2 separate regions of the Mus musculus genome follow, and region 2 is linked to region 1. Evidence: chromatin contacts called from ENCODE POLR2A ChIA-PET data. All regions are on one chromosome and are shown on one strand. Each heading gives the region's core, a stretch centred on a gene start or an enhancer-like site at or near the end of the contact. The rest is flanking DNA. Distances are from core to core; before and after follow the strand shown. Region 1 holds the start of Snx27 (sorting nexin family member 27). Region 2 overlaps Tuft1 (tuftelin 1).

The links. ChIA-PET counts read pairs that join two places held with the same protein, here RNA polymerase II (POLR2A).
Region 2: POLR2A ChIA-PET joins it to region 1 with 10 read pairs in Patski. The contact joins the enhancer-like site here to the promoter of Snx27 in region 1. POLR2A ChIA-PET finds 5 or more read pairs at or near these places in 2 of 5 experiments (Patski and embryonic stem cell).

Annotation. Positions count from the first base shown.
Region 1 is chr3:94,581,234-94,587,161 of GRCm38, forward strand. It overlaps Snx27 (sorting nexin family member 27), which reads right to left and starts at 1,483. Exons shown (of 12, transcript NM_001082484.2): 1 at 1,012-1,483. The coding sequence starts at 1,316.
Region 2 is chr3:94,646,059-94,652,650 of GRCm38, forward strand. All of the region lies in intron 1 of Tuft1 (tuftelin 1), which reads right to left. Among named protein-coding and RNA genes, the nearest start is that of Tuft1, 9.5 kb to the right of the region's middle. Within about 2 kb of position 3,278, at least 1 of the 3 ENCODE cell types and tissues checked has a DNase peak (open chromatin) inside an H3K27ac peak, as active enhancers do.

The DNA.
Region 1 (5,928 bases), core at 233-2,732:
AGGACAAAGTACAAAATCACAACCACAACACAGCTTAGGGCAGTGGAGGTCTGCGTTCAAACTGCCAAGACAACATCTCTGGAGCTTTAAGGGATGTGGTGGTGACAAGTGAGCCTGAACAAGTTCGATGAAGGAAGACTGCAGCAGAAGGTGGGTTGCAACAGCAGAAGGGGCCTTAAAAAGAGAAGGGAAAGCTACGTCGAGAAATTTAAAGTGTAGGATTGCAATAGCACAGAGCAGGAGGAAAACGGAGCGGGCAAAGACCTAAGTCGACTGCAGTCTGAGGGAAGCAGGAGCTAGGAGCACTATTAAACCGAACTCCAAGGTGTGAGGAGTGGTGCACGTGGGAAGTCGGGGAGCCAGAAAAGGCTGTACTCAAAAGCAATGTAGCCATGGAGAAGCTAGCCTGAAAATCAGGTTGCAACCCCTCCCCCAAAAACGCATGTGATAAGGTATACTCGAGATGGTGTGACTACAAAGAAGAAGAGGGGAGAAAAGGCCAAACGGTGGATGCAAAAATGTCGGTGTGCTTTTATCATAACGGGGAATAACTAAGGAAAGTGGGTGGAGGGTTAAGGTGGGGAGAAATGATGCCTCCAGAGGAAAATGAGCTGACCACAGGTCCTATCAGGTCTAGAGGGCAGAAGGGACAGTCCACAAGGTCTGAGGGGAGTGGCAGCGACCAGGAAACTATGATGCTAAAGATGAAAAGTTGGGGAGGACACAGTACTGGCTAGGTCGAAAGGAGACTCCCTCAGTAAGGGGCAGAAAGAGGCATGCTATAGAAGAAGGCAAACGGGTTGAGAGCAGCCAAAGGCATGGGAGCAGCAGGGAGAGCACAAACTGGAGACGCCAGGAAAGCAGGAGGCTCCAAGCCGGGCCGCGAAGGCCCGCGGGGGGCGAGGGTCGCGGCAGGCTCTCGAGCTAAGAGAGGTGCGGCCTGGGTGACAGGGTGCGGGGCCAGGACAGGCGAAGGATAGGAGGACGGGGCGTGGCGGCAGCGATACTCACACCTCCAGGATGCGGTCCCCTTTGCGCACCCCGGCCCGGTCGGCCGCCCCCCCGGGCAGCACGGCGCTCACATGCTGCAGCGGCGCGTACAGCTCCCCGTTGATGCTCCGCAGTTGCCCGCCCTCGCTCACTTGGCCCCGCACGTTGAAGCCGTAGCCGGATTCGGACTTGACAATGCGCACGACCCGCGGGCCGCCGCCTCCCCCGCCACCGTTCCCGGCGCAGTGGAGCCCAGACCCCCCGCCGCCGCCTCCATTCCGGTGCGGGGCTGAGGGGTGAATACCTTCCCCGTCCTCGTCCGCCATCTTGCGAGCAAGCGAGCGGTCCCCCGCCCCCCTACGCCTCCACTCCTCCGGCGCGCGCCCGCCCCCTCCGGCAGCCGCGCGACCCCGGCGCGCGCCCGCTCCGCCGACCGCTGGAGCTAGTGGGCCACCGCGCTGCGAGGGGGTGAGGAAAAGGGAGCAAGGCGGGAGAAGCAGACGGTTGGGCGCTGCAGGGCCTCCTGGGAGATGTAGTTCTGCAAATGGTGCATGACGCATCCGGGCTCAAAGCCTTCTGGGAGTTGTGGTTTATTGGGCTTTGGGCTCTGGTTAAGTTTCCTTGGTTGGATGATGAGAATCTTTTTTTGTTTTGTTTTTTCGAGACAGGGTTTCCCTTTGTAGCCCTTGCTGTCCTGAACTGGCTCTGTAAAGCAGGCCGACCTCAAACTCAGAGATCCACCTGCCTCTGCCTCCTGATTGCTGGGATTATGCCCGACCACTAGTTGGTGATTCATTGCAATCTTGAATCGGTTATTCATTTGTATATTCATGTTGGACAAAGCCCCAGCAATCAAGTGATACAACCAGATCGTGAATTCGGTTCCTTATTTCAAGTATTAGGATACGGAACTTTAGTGTTACCAAAGTCAAGCAGCAATTATGTAACAGCATTTAAAGCTCAGCTGTTTTTGCGCAACTTTCTTTTCCATGTTATTGCAACTTCACGGCTATATACAGACATACAAAAAAGCATGTGTGGAGGAAAACAACAGCTTCCATGATTTAGAACTGGATATTAAAGTGGTCAATAATTTTAATTTAGCAAGAGTTTTGAAGTTGCTTTTATCTTGTTTATTTCATTTCTTCCAATAGCACAAGAGAATTCTTAGAAAGCATGCAGTTGGTGTTTTTGGCGATCTGGCAGGATATAAACTTGATAGAGCTGGGTGCCTGGTGACAGCAAGTAATGACAGAAATAATGCACATAGCAATCTACGCCATCACTGCTCCACTTTGGTATTTGATTTCCCCCTACTGATAAGGTCACTAGTTAATCCATTCCTGTTTAGTAGATGTTGTAGAATACACAAGATTCCACAAAGCAAAGACAAAGGAAACAGTATCAGCCTCCTCAGGTATTCTCAGTTCTTCCCCACCAAGCACCATGTAGATAAAGAGCTCTGATGAGTGATGTTCCCCTAAGGTATCAGAGCCTAAGACACACAACTTGGAAAGGTTGCCATTCTGTACAAAGGAATACAGTAGACTTGCTCTTTGTCCTGAGGGGGACATTACTTCATCTCCCAAAGTGACATATTAACACAACCCCCCAACCGGAGAAATAACCTGGAGATAACGAGCCAGGAGTCTTCCTTCTTGGCATCCAGCAGAAGAAGAGGAGAAGCACCAAGAACTACCTTTCTCAACATGACTATGTACCAAGTCTTTACATCTAGAACTTATTAACGCTTTACAGCACTAGCCCAGTCCCTGCTTGGTAGATGAGGTTACACAAGTAAAAAATTATGAACCTAAAAGAAGCAGATAATTTATAAAAACAAACAAGCCCCTGAAAGAGTTTACTGGCCATGGAGAGTTTTTAAGATTACAAGGGACAGAAGAAGCAATAGGGGGATTAAGAGATTTTGAAACATACTGAATGGAGACACAAAGTCACTACAGTTAGAGCATACATATGAAGGTTAAAAAGAAAGGTTTGCATTATAAACAAAAGGAATAAAAGTAACCTTGTTTTACAACAAAGCTGATGAAGACTCTTGGTTAGTTCTGAAATACTGAAATAATAAAGATAGAATAAGTTTTGCTTCAACATAATGATGGAATCTGGTTTGGACTTGAATAATTTATTTTGAATTGAGTACTGGATGGAAAGAACTTGCTGCTAAAATAACTAGTTTTTTGGTTTTTGGTTTTTTTGGTTTTTCGAGTCAGGGTTTCTCTGTGTAGCCCTGGATGTCCTGGAACTCACTCTATAGACCAGGCTGACCTTGAACTCAGAAATCTGCCTGCCTCTGCCTCCTGAGTGCTGGGATTAAAGGCGTGCATCAACATGCCCAGATAGAACTAGTTATTTTTGCCAAGCCCACATCTTTAATCCCAGCACTCGGGACACAGAGGCCAGCCCATCTCTGTGAGTTGAGGCAAGCCAACCAGGAGCTACATGCTAACATTCTGTCTCAAAAAACAAACAAACAAACAACATTTGCCTTTATTTTTTATTAAAAAAATATACTGAAGGTGGGAGGGCTAGAGACATGGCTCAATGGTTAAGAGCACTGGCTGCTCTTCCAGGTGTCCTGAGTTCAATTCTCAGCAACCACATAGTGGCTCACAACCATCTACAATGGGTTCCGATGCCCTCTTCCATCATGCAGGCATACATGCAAATTGAGCACTCATATACATAAATTGTAATGTACTTACTCGTATATAAATACATATATACATAAACAAATATACATATAGATACACTGAATGAGGCTAAGGGTGTCAGCCAGTCAGTAGACCACTTGCCTAGCATGCAGGAAGCCCAGCTTAATCCCTAGTCGCATAAAAACAAGATGTGGTGATACACTCCCAGCACTCAGAACTTGGAGGCCCTAGGAAAAATCAGAAGTTCAAGGTCATCATCCTCAGCTATAGAGCAAGTTCAAGGGGATCCTGGGCTATAAGAGACCTTTTTTTAATATTTTTTTCAGCACACACGCACACACACATACATATGTGTGCACGCACACACACACACACACACACACACACACAAATTGAATGTACCTTCTGTTCTAGGCTTTTTAACAATGGTGAGAGATGCAGAGATAAACGAGATAGCTACAGACTACAGGTTTAGGGAGTCAAACTGCACTGCCCTTCATGCAACCTCTTCACCCCTCAGAGTCCGTTTCCACTCACACACCTGGGAAATAACACTTTTGTGACGGTCATTGTAGTACTGTTTATAGTCACAGTAGCTTGGATTAATAACAGTCATTGGGTAAAATATGATACATCCACAATGGAAAACATCATCACTTAAAACAAAAAGAAAAACTAAAGAAGCTCCTAGTGGTATGGCATGAAATGAGCTCACAGAGACTGTGCCCAGTCAAGCGAGAATAGGACAGAGCACAGACGTAATATCTTACAGTGTATAAACGGGGAACCACATAGCTCAGTATCTTTAGATACAAGAAACTGGTTGGAGAGATTGCTGATAGGGAAGGAGTCTGGACAGCTGGGCAGGGGACAGGAGTAGGAGAGAGACTTTTCTCATTATTCCTTTTCTTTAACTCTTCTCTAACTTTCAAACTTTCAGTCAAATGAAAGCCAGTAAGGGGACATAGCTCAATGGCACGTTGCTTGTCTAGCATGCAAGAAGTTCTGGGTTTCAGCTCTCACACCACTTGTAATGCCAGCACTGGGCAGGTAGAGGCAGGAGGATCTGAGGTTCAAGGTAATCCAGGCAGCTAAGTAAGTTCAAGGCCAGTCTGGCACGGGAACCCTGACTTATTAAAAACAAACCTAATTAATTAGCTAACTAAATGAGCCAGCACCGGGGACTTATACCTGTTTTCCTGGCACTTGAGAATGAAAGGCAGGGGAATCGTCACAAGTCCAGAGTGAGATCTTGCCTCAAAAAGACATAACGAATTTTAGGAAAGATCAAACTGAAAGACAAGTTTGGTATATAATAAGAATGAGAAAATAAGGGCCTAGGTGATGGTTTGGTGGTAAAGCAGCCTACAGCCAGGCCAGCAAGGGCCATGGGGATGGCTCTGTGGTAAAGGTGCCTCCAGCCAGGCTAGCAACCTAAGCTCTCTCCCTGAGACACCAAGAGAACCAACTCCACAAGATGTCCCCTGACTGAGACACAAGCAGAAAGAAATGTCATCTAAAAATATGTTTAGCCAGGCATGGTGGCACATGATTTTAATCCCAGCACTTGGGTGATCTCTGTGAGTTTGAGGTCAGCCTTGTCTACAGAGAGAGTTCAAGGACAACCAGTGCTACACAGCAAAACCTTGCCTCAAAACAAAACAACATGACAAAAAAAATGTACATGTATATGCTTGTGTGTGTGTGTGTGTGTGTGTGTGAGAGAGAGAGAGAGAGAGAGAGAGAATAAGTTGCCAAGTCCATGCAATGGTATATACATATATACACTGGAGAACTAGATGCAAAAGTTCAAGGCCAGCCTCACAGAGCTACTTACTGAGTTCAGGGCCAGCCTGGGCTATGTGAAATGTCTTAAAAGTTCATAGGCTAGCAGTCAAGATAGCAAAAGACAAAACTAGAACAGTTAAATCACACTGAGAGAGGTGACAGACACTTTCAAGCATCTGGAGGTGAGGGCATAGGGAGATGTGGTTATACATGGACAAATTCACAACAGAGAATGATGGTGAGGGATGTTGAGGTCCGAAAGAACCTCAGTGTAGTGTGGGAATGTGCTGCTCAGTAGGACTGTGGCCGGGAGAACAGAGTTGGAAGACAGGAGAGTTAGAACTTGGGAGGCTCCAAGATACTAGATATTGTCTGTGCCCGGGAATTGGAATTTCATTCCTAGGATTTTAGGGGTCTTTGAATGCTTCTTGAATGGATTAACCACATTGTCAAACTTGCACTTCAGAAAAGTTCA
Region 2 (6,592 bases), core at 2,028-4,527, 67 kb after region 1:
CCAAGGGACCTGGGTTCAATTCCCAGTACCCACACAGCAGCACACAAGTGTCTGTAACTCCAGTTCCAGGGGATCTGATACCCTTACACAAAGACATACATGCAGGCAAAATACCAATACACATAAAATAAATTAAGAAAGGGGGGACATGTTAAGGAGGTGCTATGGGAAAGGGATGTAGATATGTTCAAGACACAGTATATACATATATAAAATGAATAAAAGAATAAATACAAGGCCTTATACAGAACATTTGTCATACCCCTTCCCCACCAAGGCTCATTGTAGAGAAGAAGGCAGAAACTCCACTTTTTTTTTTTTTTTTTGGTTTTTCAAGACAGGGTTTCTCTGTATAGCCCTAGCTGTCCTGGAACTCACTTTGTAGACCAGGCTGGCCTCTAACTCAAAATCTGCCTGCCTCTGCCTCCCAAGTGCTGGGATTAAAGGCATGTGCTACCATGCCCCTCGAAACTCCACATCTTATATGATATTACAAGCACTTGACTATTCTTTTATAACCTTTTGTTTTTTTTTTCTTTTTTTGTTGTTTTTGTTTTGTTTTGTTTTGTTTTGTTTCAAGGCAACAATCTCGTCGTATAACCCTGGCTGGCCTTGAGCTTGCTATATAATCCAGACTGTCCTCAAACTCTCAGAGATGTACCTCCCTCAACCACACAAGTACTGAGATTAGATTGAAGTTTACCAGCATGTCTGGCTGCCTTTATAGATCCTTGAACAGTTTATTTAGCAGTGACAGGCACCTCCATCACCACAGCTTCTCTGAAGACACTTGAATGGATTCAGGTGATCCACCGAGGGAATCTTCCGGATTCCCTTTTTTTAAGAAACAGGGAGGGTGTGGGTGGGAAGTGTTGTTTGTTTGCTTATTTGAGACAGGGTTTCTCTGTGTAGCCCTGACTGTTCTGGAACTCAAAGATCCACCAGCCACTTCCTCCTGAGTGCAGGGATTAAAGGCATGCTCGGCCACTGCCCAGCCAGGCTCTTTCATTTAGAGCAAACAGTCAGGGATACTGGACAAAGCCAACAGACGGTGGCTAAGGACTATCATGAAAAGATCAGTAAAAGCCAAAAAAGGCAATCTTAAGAAGGAATACAGAGCTAGAGAGATGGCTCAGTGGTTAAGAGCACTGATTGCTCTTCCAGAGGTCCCAGTTTTAATTCCCAGCAACCACATGGTGGCTCACAGCCATCTGTAATGGAATCAGATGCCTTCTTCTGGTATGTCTGAAGACAGTGACAGTGTACTCACACACATAAAAAAGGAATACAAATGGCCCATAGATACATAAAGGATGGATGCTCTTCTGGGACGAGCACATCTGTGATACAGAAGCAGAGAGGTCAGGGCCAGCCTGGCTATACAGTGAGACTCAAAACACTAGAGTGTATGGTGGGGTGGTGCTGGAGAGATGGCTCAGAGCTTAAGAGCCCTGGCTGCTCTTGCAGAAGACCTGATTCAGATCCCAGCATCCACATGGTGGCTTACAACTGTCTATAACTCCACTTAAAGAGCATCTGATTCCCTCTTCTGGCCTCTGTGGACACTGTGAGCACATGGGCACTATGGTGCACAGTATACATATACAGTCAAAATACCCACATACATAAAATAAAAATTTTTAGAAAAATTTAAACCACAAAAAGACCAAAAAGCGGTTTACACTTGTGATCTCAATTCTTGAGAAACTGGCAAATGAAAGTCTGAAGCCAGCTTTGGCTACACAGTGAGTTCCAGAGAGTTTGAGCTTTTAAATTAAAGAAAATAAATAGACACTAATTCCCAAAACATGGCTTTTCATTTATTTAAGTACATGAACACAGCAGTAATTGCCAACTCCCACACACAGCAATTACTCTGTGTGGGACCCTATTGGGATCTGTTCCAAGGACTTTACATGTGCTAACTTAATCCTAGCAATATCATATATAGTAAGCACCAACGTTCCAACTTTAAAAGCAGGTTGAGAAGTTAAGAGTCTCATCATGCAACTAATCAGAGACAGAGGATTCAAATCTAAGACCTGTGGCTCCAGTCTGAGCTTCTAACCAAGATGCACATGGCACTTGTGCTGCACAAACACACAAGAATAGCACTAAAGAAAGACAGACAGAAAGAGCGAGAGGGCGAGTGTGGGTGGGGGAGGATCAGAAGTTCAAGGTCATCCTGGCTACACAGCAAGTTTGAGGTTAGCCTGAACTATGTATGAGACCCTGGAAAGGAAGGAGATCAAAGGTGGATCAAGGGAAAGAACAAGAGTGGGGGCGGGGTGAGAAGGACCTTTTCTTACATATATTTCTGTGGTTTTGGGTTTGTATGTGTGCATGTCTGTGTGCATGTTCATGTAGGAGAGTATGCCCATGGGTGTGCATGTCTGTGGAGGCCAAAGGTCAACATCAGGTGTCATTCCCAGGTAGCCATCTACAAGCCATCTGTTTCTTCTAGTCAGGGTCTCTCCTTGACTGAAGTTCACAGAGTAGGCTAGACTGGCTGACCAGTGAAGCTTAGGAAGCCTCCTGTCTCCATCTCCCAGCACCAGGGTTTCGAGTGTCCTGCCATCAGGCTTGGGTTTTATACACGTGGGTCCTCAGCTTGCCGAGCAAGTATTGTACTGACTGAGCCATCTCCCCAGCCCTTCTGGTGATATTTTAAACATTAATGGAAATGTTACCTAACACTCCTATAATAAAAATTACAGAGGAGAGGAGGGGAGGGGAGGGGAGGGAAGGGGAGGGGAGGGGAGGTACTAAGTGTAGTCAGAAGTGGAGCATGTAAATTTCGTCTGGCATCCACTACTCCTGCAAGCTGCTTGCTCTCTCTGGCCCCTGTTTACAGTCTGTAGAGTGGGTGATTACAGCCACCTGGCTCAGTCTGAGGTAGAGTAGGAGGTGTGTAAGGACAGTGTGAAAGTATTCATAACCCACAGAAGATGGTAGCAGCACTGTGCCCAAGCAGCTCAAAAGAAGAATGCATTAACACACTGTCAAAGTGGATGCTACAGAGCCACAGACTTCACCCCACAACTCCAAACCAGTGCCAAGGATGGAAAATCTAGGGCTCTTTTCCGCTCGGTGAGACCAGCTGTCTTCTGGGGCTAGAGTGGCCGCCGGGCTGTGCTCAGGCAGAAAAGATCTTTAGAGTCTTTTTTCCCCAGAGTGTCTGGTAGAATGGTCCCCACTAGGGCCTCTGCAAGGCTACATGGGAAGTGGAGTCTTCTCCTGGAGAGAAAGAGCAGCACTAATCACATGGTGAGCAGGCCTCTAACCTCATAAACACTCTCCGGAGAAGCCCAGCTACCTCCAATTACAACAGCCTCTCCACTGTTCAAACAAACCAGCTGCATGACTCACTCCTCAAAGCAGGGAGGGGGTAAACACATAGCTAAGGGCTTAATAGATCAAGAGGCTCAGAAAGTGGTGATAGGAGATAAATAGGGAGGCCCCAAGGAGATAAACAGGGGGGCCCCAGGGGTTCTCACACCACAGGCTTATTGAATGGGAACAGATCCATGGGAACAGCCTGTCTCCCTAGAACCCACTCTCCAGGTTTCTAGGGAGCCACTAATACTAAGAGTGGGGAGGTCCAGGGTAGAAAGCCAGGGTCAAAAAGGGAAGGGAAATAGAAATGGTCTCTGTGCTGAAAACCTTTGAGTCACCTTCACCATGTACCCAACTTCTGGAAGCATATGTAGGCTTACAAACTGCTGCTGTAGTGACCACCTTAGTCACTGCCAGCCCTGTTTGTGGCTGGCGAAGCTTATACCCATCTGAAAAAGGACAATGGCTATCTTCTTATAACACTGGCTCCTGAGAGAGGCCAGCATGAGGGAAGCCCCATGAAGTCACAGAAGAGGATGGGATGGAATGGGATGGCTAGGTGCCCACAGTCTCCGAGGGAAGACTGGGCATGCAGGCTTGGTGTGCCTGGTCCTCCAGGAGACAAAGAATCTCCTGCCCCTTTTCCTCTTCCTCACAGCTAAACTAAAAAACACAGTTTACCTTTAATCTGGAAGCTTATCCATAGCACGGACTGGACAAGCATCACACTAGGGGAAATAAAGTAAGAGGAGACTCAGAGCAACACCCTAGATGGGGCACCCATTTCTCATAATCTGGAGCCCTGCACTGGGGCCTGGCTGTGAGAGTATATACACGGGGGTGGGAGGGGGTGGGCTCCCAAAAGCTACACCAGCTGTTGACCTAGTCTCCGAACAGGTCTCCCACTTGCCTCAAGCCCAGAGGGCTAGAGAAAGGGAACCCCCCCTCTCCCCGCGACCAGATACAATGAAGGGCTGAAGCTTCTCTAGTCTCAGACACTCTGCCTTTGATTGGGTTTTCCTGGTCTCATACTCTTTCGTTTATTACCTCCACCCTATTCTACCACTCCACAGTCTCCTCTGCCTCTGCCCAGGCTTAAATCTGGGCCAACAGTCTTCCTGGCACACATCCATTCCTCCAACTAAGACTGCCCACCCCTAAGAAACAGGTGTTTCACAAGACTGCACGGTGACCCAAAGAGGCACATGCCATAATTACCAACAGGCGGGGAGGCTCGTCCCACCCAATCTGAGCACAGGTCCTGGAACCGAAACCATCCGGTACACACCTCCCTCCACCCTCGAGAAATATGGGCAATGTTAGTGCCACATGCCTAATGATTAAGTAATCTTCCTCCTTTATGCCCTCCCTTCCCTCTCCAGGCAAGAAAGCCAAGCTCTCCCTGAATACCTGGCAGCCTTGGAGACCTCACTGAAAAGTCAGAGCTGGCAATAAAAGGGGTAGGGGCAATGGTGTGAAGATAAACTTACTGGATGAGTCTGGGGCAGGGATTGAAACAATAGTTTCCAAACCTGAAAGATTCCTCCACCCAAGAGTTTCTTCCCCACCCAGGTGTCACGGAGACAGGCCTTCAATCATATTAGAATTCATTTCATTGGAGTAATCACCAATGATCAAGGAGCGCTCTTATTTTGTGTGTATCTTAGGCTGGCTTCAGACTCACTATGTAGCCAAGGATGAATTAATCAGCTTGCTTCTTTCTACCTCCCATGCTACGTTTACGTGGTTCAAGGAATTGAACCCAGAAACTTCACGCATGCTAGGTGAACACTCGAACAACAAAGCTATGTCTCCAGCCCCTCAATCCTCTTTGAAAATATTCAGTTCCTGGGCTGGAGAGATGGCGCCGAGGTTAAGAGCACTGACTACTCTTCCAGAGGTCCTGAGTTCAATTCCCAGCAACCACATGGTGGCTCACAACCATCTGTAATGGGATCTGATGTCCTCTTCTGGTGTGTCTGAAGCTACAGTGTACTCATAAATGAAATAAATAAATCTTTAAAAAAAAAAAAGGAAGAAAATATTCAATTCCATTCCCAGGTATTTCACTCCCAAGTAAAAAGGAAACATAAGTCCACATCAACTTATAAAACTTCATACCAGTAATATTTACAACAGCCAAAGAGTAGAAACAACTCAAAGGTCCATCAGTTATTCCATGATGAACATATTTCTATGATAATATAGTTAGATATGGACTATCATTCAGTTCTAAAAAACAAAGGCAGTGATGGTACACGCCTTTAATCCCAGTGCTCGGGAGGCAGTTTTGAGTTCAGAAGTGAGCCTGGTATACACAGCAAGTTCCAGGACAGCTTGCGCTGTTGCACAGAGAAATCCATCTTGAAAAACTCAAAACCAAAATAAATAAATAAAACAAATGTAGAACTAACATGTTACATGTGTATGAGCCTTTAAAGCAGCATGCAACTTGAAAGCAGCCAGTCAGGAGGACCATGAAACACATGACTATACCTACAAGAAGGGTCCATATGAATAGGTGAAATACAGACAAAGCAGACAGGTAGCTGCCTGGGCTTGGGAGACTGAGGAGGATGGGAAGTGACTGCCAATGGATGAGATTTCTCTGTGAAGTGAGCAAAAGGTTCTAAAATTGCCTCAGTGATGACCACGTAACTCTGAATACACTAAAGAAAACCACAGAATTATATACCTTAAACTGGTGCATCATGTAGCACAGTTATTTAATAAGGCTTATAAAAATGGTTGAAACTCATGGCAAACTTATAATAAATCACATCCCAATTCTTAAAGTATTTATCTTTGTTTCATGTACATAAATATTTTATCTACATGTACATCTATGTAACGCATGAGTGCCTGGTGCCCAGAGGCCAGAAGGTGTCAGATCACCTGGAACTTGGGTTACAGATGTTTGAGTTCTGCCATGTGGGTACTGGAAATCAAACCACGACTTCTAGCAGAGCAGCCAGTGCTCTTAACCGAGACATCTCTTTAGCCTCTTTCAGCTCAATTTTTAACTAAAGAAAAAGTAGCCTCAGGCATAAGCTACTTCAGTTTCTGTTACAGTTACAGGAAACATCTGATCCACAGGAAAAACAAAGGCTCAGCCTATAGCAGATAAAACAAATTCCAAACCTACTATCATGTTTACCAAGAAGAAGAAAGGAGGGAGAGGAGAGAGAAGAGGAGGAGGGGAAAAAAAGCCATACGAGGTAGTATATATTGTTAACCCCATTACTTGGGAAGTAGA